Regions from separate parts of the Homo sapiens genome. Here region 2 is linked to region 1. Evidence: chromatin loops called from intact Hi-C (ENCODE). Cell type or tissue: IMR-90. All regions are shown on one strand. Links, peaks and the distances in the headings refer to the core of each region. The heading gives the core; the rest is flanking DNA. Region 1 overlaps LOC105376481 (a long non-coding RNA gene). Region 2 has its middle 29 kb from the start of LINC02644.

Region 1 (2,911 bases), core at 238-2,737:
ATCTTCCAGGGTGGAAGGTATCCAGTGTAGTGAATTTGCCAGAGTGTCCGGTTGGTCTCCTTGAGGTATAGGCTCTACTGGGACCCCAGTATCACTCTCTGCTGCTAGAATGTTAGACATTTGGCAGTAGCAGTGGCTAGAAAAGCTTTGGTAAGCGGGAGCCAATACTGGTGGGCCCATGCATAGCTTCCATACCTGCCACCATGGCTATTCTATTCAGCGCCGGCCCTGGAGTGGATGATGACAGGGACTGCTGTCAACTGGTTAGTCATTTTGTCTACCTGTATGTTTAGTGCCTCTCTTGTGGGTGTTAACATGTGATACAAAGACCTTCAACACTCCTGTAGTCCATGCACGTGTCTCTACTCCAGACCTCCTTGTGGCCAATCTGCCAATCTGTCTCCTACTAGGCCCCTGCCCATTTGGTCAAGCCATTTGGTACTGCCCATAAGTCTGCATATATCACGACCCCAGGCCACTTCTCTTTCAAAACAAAGTGTATGACCAGGGACACCACCATCCACACTGTCTTTTAAGACCACCCTTGAATGGGACTGTAGCACAGTTCCCATTCATTTTCAGCTTGCACGGATGTACAGAGCTGGCCCATCCATGAAGCAAGCTTGAGCTCCTTCCTCTTAGTCAGCTAATCATAAGGGTCTTACATATGGCTGTGGGTGTGAGCTGAGAGGGAAGTGCTGGTACAGTAATAGTGGATGGCTATTGTGCAGCTTGACTGTGCCCTCTGGTCCTGCTTAGGCCTAATCCCAGATGTACCAGTCCAGTCTTACAATGGATTGTTCCAGGGCCTATCCAATGACATGACATAGTGGTTTCGACAGAACCCAGCTCCTGATGGGCTGCTTTGGCCACATGGTCACTTTGTGTCCCATGGTCAGATACTGTGTCTCTATGAGGTCCCCATAGCATGCCAGAACTGTTGTTCAAAGTTGTATAATTCTCGCTGTGGATGGCATAATTTTGTTCCAGGCTTGTTAGTGATTAAACAAATTCAATAAATCATCTCCAAATGAAGACAGTAAAGTTTTTACACTTACTTTTCAAAACCACAATTTTCTCATCATTTTTAAAAAGCTACATCATATAGTAAGAGTATTCAATGTGACTTTGGGACTTTTAGACATGATTTTTTTAAAAAAGGTCTACTCACACCAATCTTTGCTTATTTATATCAAATCCACAAATACAGCAGGATGAAATGAACAAATAAAAAAACTTAGGAGTAAGTTAAAAATATGGCTTGGAAAAATAACACAGGGCCAAGTTAAAGTTAGCAGACAAAAGCACAGGGCCAGAATTCCCAACCAGTTGCTGGATCTGCACTGTAAACTCCATTCTGGGTCCTGCTGTGACTGTTGCCAAGACATCATGACTCAGCACTCTCCCTGAGACCCACCACATGCAACGCAAGGAGACAGGTTACCCCATCACCCATTTCATGCACACACCAGGATGCAGATGCACTCAGTGAAAAGAGGACTGAGCTTTCTGCATTTGGAAAACTGCCTGAGATGGTGGGGGTGTGTGAAGATAGCCTAGGCAGTGTAACTCAATTTAGTTAAAAAAAAAAAAAAAAAAGGCAGCTGGGCGCAGTGGCTCATGCCTGTAATCCCAGCACTTTGGGAGGCCGAGGCGGGCGGATCACGAGGCCAGGAGTTTGAGACCAGCCTGACCAACATGGTGAAACCCTGTCTCTACTAAAAATACAAAAATTAGCCAGGTGTGGTGGCGTGCACCTGTAATCCCAGCTACTCATGAGGCTGAGGCAGGACAATCACTTGAACCCGGGAGGTGGACGTTGCAGTGAATCAAAATCATGCCGCTGCACTCCAGCCTGGGCAACAGAGTGAGATTCCATCTCAAAAAAAAAAAAATATGACTTGAACTTAGTCTTGGTCCTCCGGACAGCAGATCCTGAGACAAACGCTTGAGTGCAAAAATTTATTGGGATGTGTGATCCAGCAAGTAGGAGTAAAAGACAAGACGGATGAAGGACAGAGGATGGAAACCAATACAAGGATGAGTTATTAAGTTGGCCACAGCTCCTGGCGAATGGTTCCTGGCTGTTTCTGGGCTGCCTGAGGAGTTGCATGAAAGATGTTTCAGGGCTGTCCATCTGGGGGAAGAAAGGAAAACATTTATCCATTAGCACTTAGACTCCATTGATCACTCCTGGGTTGGGCAAAATGCATGGGCCCCCGACGGCTTAGAGAAGCTCCAGGGCAGACTCTGGAAGCTCCAGCAGAGGTGTGAGGCAAAGGCATGAGGCAAGGCCCCAGCAGGAAGCTGCTCAGAACCTGCATCAGTAGCTGGAATGAGGGACAAGGGACACCCAAAGGCACTGAGGTCATACCCAAGAGGTGCCTGGTGCACAGTCCAGATTTAAAATTGGTTGCTGCTGGAAAACCATCTTCTTAGAATCTGTTCATCTTTAGCAAATTGCTGATCCCTAAGTAATGACCCCTGTAAGAGTTAAGTAATGTCAGCAGGATACTTGTTTCAAGCACCATTCCATCCATGAACAGAGCCAGCATTTGCAAGTATGTTCTTTGCTTCCTGTGTCAAAATATGAAGCTTTCATGAATGCTCCAGAGATTATATCTGAAAACAGATTTACTCCAGACATCTAGTCTAGCACATGCGGCCCAACTTAATGTCCTATAGAGATAATAAAGAGTTGAAAGAATAAAACTGTTCATTTTATACACATAGGTAAGAAACCATATCTCCACTCATTTTCAGAGCATCTTTGACTTTCCAGAAGCAACTTTCTTTTAGGCTGGGTGGTTTAAATACAGTTTGAAAATAATGTGAATTTTCACACTGTGTTCTCATATAAGGCCCCTGAAAATTTTTCTTCTCTGAAAATACAATATTGACTCTTTTATGG
Region 2 (2,911 bases), core at 299-2,798, 380 kb before region 1:
CAAGACAAAGTCAGGCTCTGAAGGCTCAGCAGGGCTGGTCCTCACAGGGTCCTGGGGGTGTGGGGGTGTTGGAGACCTGCCTGGTAGATGTGCAGGAATCCTGGTGTGAGAAATTCATCTAGAACAATACAGTTCTCCTGTGACCTGAAGAAGGTGCCTTCTCTGCTTTCCACCAGTACTTCTGGTGGGACAACAAACTAAGTCACCAAGGAAAGGTGCTATGTATGCAAAGCTTGGTGGCAATTAAGGGCTCAGTGAGGCAGTTGCATGCAAAGCCCTGCCCCAGGTCCATCTCTGAGTCCAGCTCTGCTCAGAAGCTGTGGCCAATGACTTCTCCTTAAGCCTGGCCAAGTATCACAGAAGCCATTGTTCTTTTCCCACAAGCCCTCCAAAGACAACAAGCAAATGAGTCCTGGATTCGGCTTCTTCTGGGTTCTGAGAATGAGAGTGCAGAGGTGTTTGCTGTAACCACTATTTGGGGAGTCAGGACTTCCTGAGGCAGGCAGCAAATACCCACAGCTTTTACACTCCTACTCCTCAGGAAATCCAGCCTGAGAGAAAACTGAAAAAACCCTCGCCGTGTGCAGGTCATTGGTCTATTTTTATTCTACATGTCGTTGCTTGGTGCACATGTGTCGGTCCCATTGTTCACCTGTGAGAATTTCAACCCAACGTGTGTTTGGGAAGATGTTCTCAGCATTTCCAGTGTGGACATGCCAGTGAGTTGCTGGCAGAGTTCAGAAAGTAATAAGCCATCTGTGTGTGAGGTCCCAGATTGGACAACTTTTGAGAGAAACTGGTGATTCTGCCAGTGCGCTGTAAGACAGAAGCATGTCCTTTTTGTTTTTGCAATATTTCAGTAGACTAGATCTTTCTCCCACGTGGCCGCAAACCATTGGCTGAGTTGTGAACACATTTTTCCAGAAGTATTTACAGTTGCTGGGTACCAGGCTCCATGCTCAAGGCACCATCTCCGGAAGAGCCCTGAGCAAAAGAAACAAGCAGAGAAAATCGACCTAAAAGGACAAAGCACATTCACAGATCTTGGGAAGTTGTGCCCCATGCAAAGCAGAGGCGAGCGGCTCCTCTTTGCTGAGGATGCCTCCAAACCACCGGTGCACAGAAGTGGCTCGCAGACCCAGGCTGCTCAAATTTTGGTAGCTCAGCTTAGGAAAGCAAGTGTTAGGAAGTGAAGTAGGACCAGCTGGACGAATTCTCTGAATTTATTTTCCATCATCAGTTATTTCGGAGTGCCAAGAAAAAAATGTGCATTAAAACCTCTGAGATTACATCTCCTATAGGTACATATGGCCCAATGGGCACGCACTTCCTGCATGCCATAGAGACAGGCCACCAGCAGAGGAGGCCGCAGGCTCGGACAGAGAGCTGGGGCTGTGCGAGGGGAAAGAAATGCCTGTTTGTGTCAAGCTGGGCCAGAGCTCGCTGGAGGATGCAGTTGATCAGAAAACTATTTGGCTTGGACCCCACTTGACGAATTGACAGAGCCTTATGTCCACAATGAAGTCACATCCAACAAAAAGTGCCTTGGCAATTAACAGAGATTACAAAACCAGAGGAAGAAAACTGCAGGGCGGGAAGGGGGAGCAGGTACCAGGAAGCTCTGCTTTCTGGGAGACAGTGCCAAGGCCCATGGAGCTTGTGTCGGCTTTTAAAAGCCCCTTCCTAGGTCTTTTCTTCGTTTCAGGCTGCCCCTTGGTCATTCTGCAGATGAAATTGTAGACTGAGGAAGGCGCAGTGAGCCTGTGGGCTGGCAGTCCCTCTGACTTCCCTCAGCGAGCTGTTGGCTCCAAGAAGGAGTCAGGAGCTGGACCCATTTGTTGCCCAGAAGGGGGACTGTGGAGGCCAGGCTGAGATCTTCTCCAGGCAGCAGAGCCTTCCCAAGGCTGAGGACCCATGAGATGTGACAGCTCACGAAAATTAAATGTGACTGCAGCACAGTGCCGGCATTATCTGGCCCCAGCGGGCAGCCGGCGGCTTCTACTGCCCTTGGGTCTAGTGGCAGCGCCAGAGGGACAGCAGGACTGGAATATGCTCTGACAGACGCCCATTTAGGAAGGTGCCTGCCCATCCGCTTATCAAACAGCAAGCAGCCCCTTATCACTCCAAACACAGCTCAAATGAGGCCCTGCCTCTTAGCCTGCAGGCAGCCTCAGAGATTGATTGGACGCTTGCTAGGAAGAGAGCCTGGCTTCTGCTAAGGAAAAAATGGGTGATTCCTTGGTACAGACTAGGGCTTTTTATTTCCTCCTCCCAGAACAGGTTGGGTGGCTGCGCCTTCCTCTGTGGGACTGGGCGGCGTGGGCAGAGCTGTCCCTGATGGGCAGGCTCAATGCCAATTACAGACCACACAGAGTGGCACAGTGGTCATCACCCCTCTACCTGTTCAGCCAGACCCTGCCCACCCCAGCCAGGCCAGAGAGAAGCCAAGGCCCTGGCTGCCTGCATCCACAGCGTTCCCTGGTCTGGCTTTGTTGGGAAGCCCTGGAGCCACCACGGAGCACAAAGCACCTGCAGTCACCCAGCCCACCTCCCACCTCCCGCTCACTGCAGGATGGGGCTAGACTCGCTGCAGGCTGAGCCCTTTTTTGCAGAAGCAATGTGATGGAGAGAATAATCATTTTTTCACCAGTCATAAAAATGATCCGTGGCCCAGGAGAAATCAGAGCGGGCCTGGTAAGCATCTAGCAGTGGCTTAATCAGAAATTCAATATTCTCTACCTTTCCTTTGTATTCACGATCAGAGCAGCTCTCCTAACAGTGCCGATGTCAAGTTCACGGGCTTTACCTGCAGCCGTGTGCTAAGCCTGGTGATGAGGGTGCGGGCCCCGGTGTCTGATTTATCGACATTTGGGTGTCGATGCTGTGGCCGGCCTTCCATCTTCTGGGGAGT

Evidence for each region. A loop is a pair of places that touch in the nucleus more often than their neighbours do. Peaks named below come from ENCODE experiments on the same cell type or tissue, not always from the same donor. Only the 100,000 strongest peaks of a DNase experiment are listed, where the experiment ranks them.
Region 2: a loop joins it to region 1, with 2.3 times the contacts of the local background. A loop is called at or near these places in 2 of 110 quality-filtered maps.

What each region holds. Positions count from the first base shown.
Region 1 is chr10:31,128,035-31,130,945 of GRCh38, forward strand. The region is part of intron 2 of LOC105376481 (a long non-coding RNA gene); the gene reads left to right. LOC105376482 (a long non-coding RNA gene) reads right to left here. Exons shown (of 4, transcript XR_001747412.2): 3 at 2,375-2,484; 4 at 1,949-2,137. Among named protein-coding and RNA genes, the nearest start is that of LINC02664, 58 kb to the right of the region's middle. In IMR-90, for the core only: no CTCF peak of the experiment used is centred there; a DNase peak (open chromatin) is centred at 1,417; H3K27ac peaks cover 1,619 bases.
Region 2 is chr10:30,750,688-30,753,598 of GRCh38, forward strand. No RefSeq gene overlaps it. Among named protein-coding and RNA genes, the nearest start is that of LINC02644, 29 kb to the left of the region's middle. RefSeq lists an enhancer at 629-688 and a silencer at 1,423-1,472. In IMR-90, for the core only: a CTCF peak has its summit at 1,362; a DNase peak (open chromatin) is centred at 1,394; H3K27ac peaks cover 596 bases.